Linked DNA regions of Mus musculus: all the other regions are linked to region 3. The links are chromatin contacts, found by POLR2A ChIA-PET in ENCODE. All regions are on one chromosome and are shown on one strand. The core of a region is the stretch at or near the end of the contact, and the rest is flanking DNA. Distances in the headings are between cores, read along the strand shown. Region 1 holds the start of Capns1 (calpain, small subunit 1). Region 2 holds the start of Zfp146 (zinc finger protein 146). Region 3 holds the start of Zfp568 (zinc finger protein 568).

What was found. ChIA-PET counts read pairs that join two places held with the same protein, here RNA polymerase II (POLR2A).
Region 1: POLR2A ChIA-PET joins it to region 3 with 20 read pairs in Patski. The contact joins the promoter of Capns1 here to the promoter of Zfp568 in region 3. POLR2A ChIA-PET finds 5 or more read pairs at or near these places in 3 of 5 experiments (Patski and embryonic stem cell).
Region 2: POLR2A ChIA-PET joins it to region 3 with 14 read pairs in Patski. The contact joins the promoter of Zfp146 here to the promoter of Zfp568 in region 3. POLR2A ChIA-PET finds 5 or more read pairs at or near these places in 3 of 5 experiments (Patski and embryonic stem cell).

The regions. Positions count from the first base shown.
Region 1 is chr7:30,193,042-30,196,468 of GRCm38, forward strand. It overlaps Capns1 (calpain, small subunit 1), which reads right to left and starts at 2,112. Exons shown (of 11, transcript NM_009795.4): 1 at 1,965-2,112; 2 at 837-1,060. The coding sequence starts at 1,045.
Region 2 is chr7:30,167,953-30,171,421 of GRCm38, forward strand. It overlaps Zfp146 (zinc finger protein 146), which reads right to left and starts at 1,789. Exons shown (of 2, transcript NM_011980.4): 1 at 1,707-1,789. It overlaps Gm5113 (predicted gene 5113), which reads left to right and starts at 1,923. Exons shown (of 3, transcript NR_157376.1): 1 at 1,923-2,262.
Region 3 is chr7:29,981,843-29,985,537 of GRCm38, forward strand. Zfp568 (zinc finger protein 568) reads left to right here and starts at 2,113. Exons shown (of 10, transcript NM_001167872.1): 1 at 2,113-2,386; 2 at 3,418-3,484. It overlaps Gm31735 (a long non-coding RNA gene), which reads right to left and starts at 1,679. Exons shown (of 2, transcript XR_001778074.2): 1 at 1,591-1,679.

The sequences.
Region 1 (3,427 bases), core at 862-3,361, 210 kb after region 3:
ACCTGGTCCAATCAAGAGAATGGTCTGACCCCTCCTTTCCCTCCATCGGGCCAACCTCTCCCACCTCCCAAGGGCCCACCCCACGGAAGAATCCTTTCCTTGCCCAGGAACACCCACCAATCACAATGTCAGAAGCATCTTAGCCCCAATCAAAATCCTGAAAACCTTAACAAACTTAGCAGGGCCCGCCCCTTGAAGAACTCACTTCACAAGGGGGTCTGTCTGCACCAGCTTTCCTAGGCCTCATCTTCCTCGGGTTCAGTTGTCCAGAGTCTTACTCCATCGCTCCTTTTGCAGATTATCTAACTGCCTAACGTCTACCTCTCCCGCCCCCCATCAGCCCCTACTCCTCCCAGGGATCAGTGCTTGGATCACCAACGATATAGGTGCCAGCCACCTGTTCTAACCCCAGCAAAGGATTTTTACCCACTAAACCAATCAGCTCCAGACCCCACACAACCTTCTCTGGACCATTTCTTCTTTGGGGACTCTGATCTCTCCTAAAACAGCAAGCTCCACCTCGCTCAAATCTTAAGCCATGGACAGCCTTAGATCCACTGGCTGCGCCCCCAGTGAAGGCTGGATACAATCCTATAGAATTGCACCTTCCCCAAACACAGAAGAGCCCCTATCCCCAAGAAACTGCATCCTATTTGTTGACCCACAGAAGCAGGTTTACTAATCCTGGTACTAAAAAGTGACACCAGCCTCGCTAGAATCCCCTTAGGGCCAGTTTTCCGGTATGGATCAGCCCAGACTAATTAAGAATTCTCAGGTCGGACTCTAAGTGAGTCTTTATTATTTGGCCCGCCCCGCCCCTTCAGGCCCCGCCTTACCTGATGGCGCTAATGACTCCGCCCAGGATGCGCATGGCAGTTCCACCGCCTCCGCCACCTCCTCCCAGTCCCATGCCTCCACCGCCACCGCCGCCGCCGCCAGCAGCTCCGCTGATCAGGCCTCCGAGCACATTCCCCAGGCCCCCGCCCAGACCCCCGCCTCCCCCACCGCCACCGCCGCCCTTCAAGAACGAATTCACCAAGAACATGATCGCAGCTGAGTCCTGTAAAGTAAAAGGGGTGGGTCGGGTAGTGGCCTTGCCAGGAGCCCAGCCCTTCCCGCAAAAAAAAAAAAAAAAAAAAAAAAAAAAGCAAGCATTTCCGGCAACTAGATTGGGGAGGAAACTAAGGCCTCGAGATGGGGACAGAGCCTCTAGCTAGGGGTCTGGACAGGTGATAGGAGATGTGAAACCTCCTAGGGTCTAGAAAGTACCCTGGCCCAGGCTTGACTGCATATATATAGGCATGAGGACAGGGGTACAGCTGGGCGTGCGTGGTAGCGCTCTACTGTAATCCCAGAAATTGGGAGGCTGAGGCTGGAGGACCAGTTCAAGGCCAGCCTCGGCTACAGCGCCTGCCTGCTTTACCCTGTCTTGAGGCAGCGGGAAAACAGGGGATTCTCGTGTAGAAACCCTAAGGTGTGTAAAACCGAACGTGTCTCAGATCCAGGCCTTCCAAAATTAAGCTCAGGGTAGGGATGACCCAGGGCTGACCAGGAAGTTCCTAATGTGGATTAAGACATTCAGATACTCTCGACAGAGGGACTACACTGTCACTACGGGATCTGTGGGCTCCGGCCAAAAATTATGGCTGTGCGCCCGGAGGATCCTGGATAACGGAGTTCTTCCCACCGCAAATGGGAACCACGATCTCGGATTGTGGTTCTAGACGCCCAAAATAATTTCCGGGTATCTCTCTGATCTTTGGGCTTATATTTTTTGGTCGTCAGATCCGGGATGGTAAGGAGTGTTCTGGAGGGGCTGACAGGCCCGATGGTTCGAATCTGAGAACACCGGTCCTAGGACCCCCCAAGGGCCAAGACTTTAGGGTCTCGCCAGATCTGAGGACTACGGATTCCGGATCTACAGGGTGCAGGGGTGCTGGACTGGAGTGTCCCGTCTCACTTACGGATCCGGCGGTCCGCGGTCTTGCTCGCCTGCTGCAGGGCCTCCGCTGTGTCCGGTTCGGGAGGGCGGGGCCGGTGACTCAGGCAGCTACTCCGGGTTAGACCCTGCCGCCACCCAGCCGTCGTCTGCGCGGTCCTAGAGCCTCCATTGCAGACTGCGCCTGCGCGGGAGGGTTATGGTTGCAAGTCTCTGCTTAGCTCATCCGTCCCCATACACACACTGCTGGAAATTCAACGCTGTCCAGATTAAATAGCTTTGAGTACGAATAAATTATTCTAACGCCCAGGTACTGGAGCCTCCAGGAACTAGATACAGGGTACCCGGTCACCGTTGCAGTATATAGTTGCAAAAAAGGACTTCAGTTGTCATTCATTCATTCATTCATTGTGCACTTTGAGACAGAGGTTTGTTAAACATCCTCTAAATGATGACCTAAAGCCCTAGCTAACCTCGAACTTGAAACAATCCTCCTGCTTCTGTTTCCCGAATGCTAGGAATCTACATCTTAAGTTTACCATCAGTTTGTGCCTCTCACCCAGGTCGCTGTTGGGCTTCTAGTCTGGCTGTCTGGCCACTCCCTAGGAACTATATAAACCTCGGTTTGAGTCTTTATTGCTCATCCCTAAAACAGTGACCTGGTGTCTCTGAGTAATGACCTCCTCATGTGTAAGGCGGGAACATAGCCAGGCGTGATGACACACACCTGTAAAACCAGCACTGGGAGGTGAGGGCAGGCAGCCATTCTCAGTACATAACAAGTTTGTGACCGGCTTGGGCTACATGAGACCCTAGAGGACACTAGGGTAAGCCCCTATCAGAATTAAGTGATAAATACATAGTAAATGGCAGCTCTTCTGTTAGTCCCTATGTCGCCATGTTGTTCCCTCAGCTGGGAGCTCACCTGGTTCCCTTAGCTCGTTTACTCTTGCTCATCCTTAAACAACATCGACAAATACCTGCCGGTCCCTAAATACTCTCCACTCACTAGGTTGTGTGTCCTCGAAGCAGGCCTGTGGGATAGGTCTGTTATTGTCCCCATTCTATGTATAAGTAAACTGAGGTTAAACAACCAGTCTGCTTTACCTGTTCAAAGAATCTCCGATAACTTAATATGATAATCAGTCAAATAAGATCTCAGCAGACAAGACCGTAATTGCACTAACGCCACCTAAGGGCTTGCTGGGACCAGGCCAGGTAATCATTGCTCAAACCTGTGTGTGTGTGTGTGTGTGTGTGTGTGTGTGTGTGTGTGTGTGTGTGTGTGAAGCAAGATTTAACCTGTCGAAACCGGAAACTCTAAAAGGCGGGAGCACAGAGGGTGGCGACCCAGGCCTAAGCCTTAGCGGATAAATCATTTGGTGATGACTAATGTGGATTCCCTCTCTGCCACACCCCTCCCTGCCACACTGAGCAGTCTGACCTCAGGCTCAACTCGCTGGCATAAGCCCTGTCCTCTGCCTACAA
Region 2 (3,469 bases), core at 539-3,038, 190 kb after region 3:
GACAAGTCTATATTCTGAACCTTGTCCTACTATGTCTGAGACCTTTCAGTGTCTATATAAAGCTCCCTCCTCATTCTTCTGCACGACCACTGGATAAGCTTATTATCATAGGTCAACCGAACCATCCTTTAATGGATGAGCATGAAATGTTTCTAATACTTTTCTAGGCTAAACTTTGCTGTCACGAGCAAACTTGTGTCTGTATTGTTTCACTCAAACATAGTAGATACATTTGTAGCATCAATTTCCAGAACTGTGGGCTAGGGATATAGCCCAGTCAAGAGTCAATACACATTACCTCCAAAAAATTGCAACAAGCAAACCCTCACATTCTAGCTGCTTTTCTTTGGGGGATTTCTTGTCATTTTGTTTTTGTTCTTCAAGACAGGGTTTCTCTGTGTAGTTAAGGGGTCCTGAAACTCTGAGATCCAACTGCCTCTGCCTCCCAAGTGTTGGGAATTAAAGGTGTGTATGTGTCCAGCTTCAGTGATATTTAAAAAACTACTTTTGTTTCGTTTTTTTGTTTTTTGTTTTTACAATGTATCAACTAGTGGCAGCTATTCATAAATTTGAAAGCTACCCACTTGCAAATCTTAATCAGGTACTGCTTAACTTTTACCATTAGGAGAAAAGCCAAAGCTGCGGATGTCTTTAATGACTGCCACAGCAGGGAGAAGTAGTTTTTCACATGTGCTACACAATTCACAGAACTGTACTCGTGAAGGAGTTATGACATCTACGATATAGCACAGTAATCACTAAGTTTTTTTCAAAAAACTAAAAACATGGACCAGTGAGAGAGCTTGGGGGGGGGGGTGTGCAAAGGCGCTTTGCTTCCAAGGCTGACAACCTGGATTCCGACCCTAAACCCACATGATGGAGGACAGAACCGACTGTGGCAAGCATGCCCACACAAATAAATGTATATATATATATATATATATATATATGCTTTAAATGAGGAACTGTGCCTAACCTAAATCTAAATTAGACCCCTTAATCCTGGGTTTTTAGTGAAATGACGCTCTTCAAACCGAAACTCGAATTTGCCTAACAGCTCTATTAAAGTACCTCAAAAATCAGAAATGAAGTCTATGGCTGGCACCCCCGGGACAAACAATTCCAAACCAAATGTTTCCTTAATTAAGCATGACAGAGTAATCTGTATTCTACCTCCATTCATAAACAACCGCGTTTTAGTACACAGATCGTCTTTTAAAATCTAAACATGTTTACTAAGGCTTTCTGCACATATCACGAAATGCATTTGCGTATAAAACTCACCATCAATAAATACAGTTTTAAAAGTATTTAACCCTTAGCTTCATCCCACCTTTCAAGTAATCAAATAAAACGGATGCTCTTCGGGAAGATGGCCCCGTTATAATTATCAGCACTTTCGACTCGGGAACTACCGCGCAGACGTGATACTTCAACATGGGTCTCCTCATTGCCTCGTGAAGCATAGCCACCCACAATCCTACACCCAGCTCCACACCCACTCAATCATTCCAAATAGTGGGTCAAACTTTGCAGTCAAATTCGGTCTCAAACGCTCAAGCTTTCCTCAGAGGCCCCCACCTCCGCCTTCACCAAGATCCAATGCTCTTCAGCCCACTCCCTGAACCCCGCGCTACACCTCCAAAGATCGGAAACACTGCCCTCCAACCTCCCGAACCCACCGACCCAGGACGCCCAGATCCCACCTCCTACTTTGGCGCCACGTGGACACGACGGCCGTGCTGACCCGCGGACAAAGACCAAAATGTCCACTCGCTGCCCCTGCGTCTGCGCACTCAGGGAGTGAGTGAGCACTCCCAGAAGTCTCCGCGACATCTCAGGGCTTGTTCACTGAAGCCTAGCCAGGCTGTTGTCTATTATCAGCAATACTGCTTTTACGACTTTGGACTACACTTCCCACAAGGCACTGCGGGTTGCTTATCCGTCTCCCACGCACAAACCTGGCCGCCTCTTGTGATTTGGGGTTTCTTAGAGTAGATTGTTGTCACTTGGACCCAAATAAGCTCACGCCTGGTAAGATGTTTGGAGTGGGGACTTCCTCTTTGGTACTTCACGGGCGGCGTCTCAATAATACACTGAGCCCAGACCCCAAGGTGAAAGGACACCATCTTTGTCCGGGGCTGATGTGGCTATGGACTACGTTTCCCAGAGTCCATAGCGAGCTGACATTGTAGCTCAACTTTGATGAAACCTTTACCTTTGGCTGAAGCAGGATGCGCGCGCCTTCTACTGAGACCCAAGGTAAATGGTCTGGGGAGTACTGAACGGGGGTGGGGAACAGGCGTGTCCTGAACGGGGTTGTGCACGCTGAAGCAGGACTGGGCTGCGGGATTCTAATTGTGGTTTTGATTGTGGTGGTGACCGGTTGTCAGTGCTTACAAGTAGTGTGCTGTTGTAATCACCTGTCTCCAAGGTGTATATCTGATTGTTGCTGTGCAAACATATGTGATGTTATGTGTTCCGGGATCTTGTGGTTGTGGAAGTGGTATCCCGTGGTCCTGTAGTGTGTTGTGTGCTCGATAACCTTTATTCCTGGGGTTGTGTGGATATAGTTGTAGCTGTGACTGTGTATCTCTGGGTTAAGTGACCTTGTGTAGTACTGTGTGCAGTGTTCTGTGTCCGTGGCTCTGCGTCGGCAGTGCGTGAGTATCCTTGTGTTCTTGGAGAGAAGGGAGAAAGAAGGAGGAGGACTTTGTGACAGTGTGTAATACTGTGTGTATGCGGGTGTGGACTATCTTTGCTAAAGAGTGACTGGCCCCTGAGTGAATGTTCAGTTATGGCTGGATGATGCAGAGTACTGTGCCTTCTGCGTGCCACCATGTGTGATTGTGACTATGTAAGGAGGACCTTTAGGGATGTTAGGGAAGTGATTGTACCACAGTGGCAAGCAAACTGACTGGGATGCCTAGGTGGGTAAAGTTCTTGTGGCACAAGTCAGTTGTCATACTGTGTTTGTAATTATCCTGTAATCCAAGCTCCTACAGAATTCAGAGACAAGCATTTCCAAAACCTCTCAGATGAACTAGCTGGGAGTGTGTAGCAGTGATCAGACTACAAGGTAGAAGGCTAGAACCAACACCCAAGACTCTACTCTGCCCTCCACAAAAATGGCATTGCACACACATACCTGAATATGTGCACACACACAAAGTTAAAAAAATTATTTCTAGGGCTGGAGAGATGACTCAGTGGTTAAGAGGACTGGCTGGACTTCCAGAGGACCAGGTTTCAGCACCCATGTGGCAGCTCACAGCTGTCTGTAACTCTTGTTCCAGGGGATCCGACTCCCTCATACAAGCATACATGCAGGCAAAACACCAATGTACATACAATAAAAATAAAATAAATTATTAAAAATTTGTTTCTTAGAAAGTGAAGAGTTGGTGTGTGGATGTTTTCATGTGACATATCTTGCAGCAGCCAAATGTAGTGGGTCTGTGACTACTGT
Region 3 (3,695 bases), core at 863-3,362:
CAGTCCAGGAAATTCCATTTCCTCCCTCTCCCTACACACACTCACACACACACTCACACACACACATACACACACACACACACACACACACACACACACACACACACAGAGAGAGAGAGAGAGAGAGAGAGAGAGAGAGAGAGAGAGAGCCCTGACAGTCTCACATTCCTGACATTCCTGACAGGCCCCACCCTGCTAACCTGAAGACATAAACTCTTCAGGTCCCACTCCAGTGCTCCCATCCCCCCACCAATCTATAAGAAGTTCCCACATCATACGCTGCCTGTGACTTTCCAGTTTTGTCCTCTGAGACCGGTGAGTTCACCCAGGAGCCATTCGCAAATAAACTTACTTCTAATTCACCTGAATTGGCTTGTGTCTCCAGTGGAGGAAACATTCACTGGGTAGGAGGGAGAGAAGTGTACAGTGAAATCAGACTGAACATCTTCCTTCCACATTACACACTTTGGTTTCAAAAATATGAAGCCAGCTTGAGATCAAAGAGGCCTTGAAACTGGAGATTATACTGAACTGGAATTTGTAATTAGTAAAAGAAAATTGACCACATGAGTGAAAATCATCAAATGATAACAGTGTACACAGATTATTGTTGTTTTCGGAGACAGGGTCTTGCAGTGTAACATTGGCTGGCTTGGAGCGCACTCTGTAGACCAGGCTGGCTTGAAACTCACAGAGATCCACCTGCTCTGTCTCCCACCAGTTAAACTTAAGCCGATTATTCTAGCTTGCAATCAGGCTTGGAACATGGCTACCTCTATGCCTCTCTCTGACTTAATAATAGGTATAGCTATTCTTTTCTCCAATGGAGACAATATAGGGATCTATTTTCAAATGACAAGTCGTCATTAAGCAAGTACTTCCAGAGGCATTCAGATGTTGGGGTCATGGGGTGTGCAAATAATGAGGAAAGGACCAAGAAAGTCGGAAATAAACCACAAGTAAACTTTATACCCTCCCCCCGTCCCGTTCCCTCCCCCCCCCCCCCCCCCCCGGGAAAACACTTCTAACTGGTTAGGGTCACAAGTCAGCTTCGACCTTTGACAAAGGGAGAGAGCAGTCTCCTTTCTCCTTTTGAAGCATAAAGGCAGGAGCAGAGGTTCAGGGAACAATAAAGAAGGAATTTGTAAATTGAGGGTTAGTTCTGGAGCCCAGGGTGTGGCAGGTAGGAGGATGTTCATTCAGGCTCAAGGCTATTCTAAGACAGAGGTCTTATCTCAGCCTTTAGGGAGCTCGCCCAGGCCTGGTGGTTTTACTGCAGCTTGAAAGAAAGTAAGGCTTGCGGGCATGCAGTAAGATGGGGGCGGCCGTCCAATACCTGGGATCACTCTGGGCTCGGCACAAAGGAAAGCCCGGCTCTTTGTGGTTTGTAGTGCATTCTTTGCCTCTTTTGGGTAACTGACCTGGCAATGGGTAAAACTGGGAGTAGACATAAAAAAATTGTGACCCTCCAGGTCTTTCTTGGCCAGGCCAGAGATCATTACCAGCCTTGTCCCCATTATCCATCCTGCGTAGAGAATGGAGATTAGGAGAGAACTGGCACCCTGACCAATTTGCGAATCTAAACCTCACCTCAGAGATTGTTCCCAGGAGCAGAGTTCTGAAGTCACAACCACTCGGGTGACAGGAGCCCCATGGTTACATGCAAGATGCCACATAGAGGTAGGCACAGTCTTACACTTAAGCCACAACTCCACAACGACCAGACATTTCATGTCCTCATAGAAAAGCTATCAGAATGTATTACAAACAACCACAAAAACTATTCCAGGGCACTGCGTCCGCCCAGTCGCAAGGCTCCTGCCGAGAGGCTGGACAGGCCACTAGCCTTTCTGGGAAATGTAGTCCACAAAGGGACAGCCACCTAGCGCCCCCAGCGCCTCCTCTGGTTGTTCCGGAAAAGACCGTCCCCGCAGCTGCTCACGTCCAGCGCTGCTTCGCCGGCGGCGTCACCGTCTCGCCGCGCTAATGGGCTCAGCCACCTCGGCGCCTTCGGCCATGACTCCTGTCCCTAGCACAGGAAACGCCAGCCGAGCTCTGACCGGAAGTTGGGTCGGGCCGCGGGTCCTTCTGGGAGCACCTGTGCTCTGGGACATAACGGGCGCGCGCTGCCGCCCGAGTGGAGGGGCTGGCCGTGCGTGGCCCGCATGCCGCGTCTCTGAGGTTGCGTCTCGGGAGGTTTTGGCTGGTGGCGCTGCGGGGACCTCTCCACGGGAGAGGCACGGGTGGTCCGGTTTGCGCCGGCCGTGGGCTTCGGGCTGGGCGCGGGCTCTCGGGGGGCTCGGAGTATCCCGGGTCACAGCTTTGCGGAGAGCTCCGGGCCAGAAGGCGGGACTCAAGCCTGTTCGGAGCTGCAACCAAAAACCTGGTAAGAGTTTGTGCTACTCTGGAGATTTGGAGGGGGTGTGGTTGTGCGAGAGCGAGTGTCCTGTCGTGGCCATGTTTGGTGGTAAGGGGTTGAGTAAGGGTGTGGTGAGTGTGGGGATGGCGTGGCGTGTGCAATTGTACCGCGGAGTTCTTAGGTGTGTAGCATTTGGCGTAACTCGTAACTACGGGGAAAAAAAATCTGTACTTTCTAATGATTTCCCCCTCCTCATTGCCGCCCTTTCAACACTTTCTTCTCTAACTTTTTTCAGTTTTTCTTTCTATTATTACCTAATGGCTTGCTTGGCTTATTTAATTTTTAAAAAAATCTTTTCTTTTCTCTCCTTTCCTTTTCCTTTTTCTTTTTTTCTTTTTCTTTTCTTTTCTTTTCTTTTCTTTTCTTTTCTCTTCTTTCTTTCTTTTACCTTTGTAGTGTTGAATTTAAATCTAACGCTTCAATCACACCAGGCAAAAACTGTACCAATGAGCTACATTCCCAGCCCTGAAGTTAGTTTAATAATGGCTGAAAAAAATTCCTAAGCTCAATAGCAAACCAACTGGGATTCCTTCAGTTCACGTTGTTAGCAGATTCATTGCATTTAGCTGATCCAGGCTGTATTTGGTTGAAATTCAGATCTGCTCTCTGTTTGTTGTTTTCTGGTGCTCAAGTTAAAAAGAACTGATTCCAAACATATTTTCTTTTCACGGTGGATTATGGGAGCACAGGGGAGATCATGCAAAGACTCTAAAAAACCTCTGCTTCAAATGTGTCCATATTTAGCCAAAGAAAAGTTGTGTGGGTAAGCTTGTAGTCTATTAAAATAACTATTTGCCACATTAAGAAATCTCTAGAAATACTTTTATACTGGGTGTTACCGTTTAGTGCAAGTGCTCTTTGATGATAGTGTGCTCTTGTTTGCACTCTCTTGTGTGCACTCTCTAGCTCTGCTCTCTAGCTTGCTCACTAGCTCTCTCTCTCTCAAATTACATTTGTCACAAATTTTATATTCCAAACCCTTTGTCTTTATGTTTCAGGTTTCTCATGAGCAACATATCAGCTGAGTGTTTTTTAAACTCATTTGTCTGGCCTGACTGTTAATAGGTGAGTTTAATTCTGCTGTATTATCATACTACTGAAAACACGTTTTTATTGTTTATATTTACCTTGTTTCGGTACCCCCCTCACTGGCTTGGTTTCTGTTCTTGTCTGTGTGTACTTAGCAAAACCTCAAACTTAAACAAGACATTTACATGCTTGTACACCAAACTAGCTAGCCATCTCTTTCTGTCATCCTTGAGTAATATATTACATT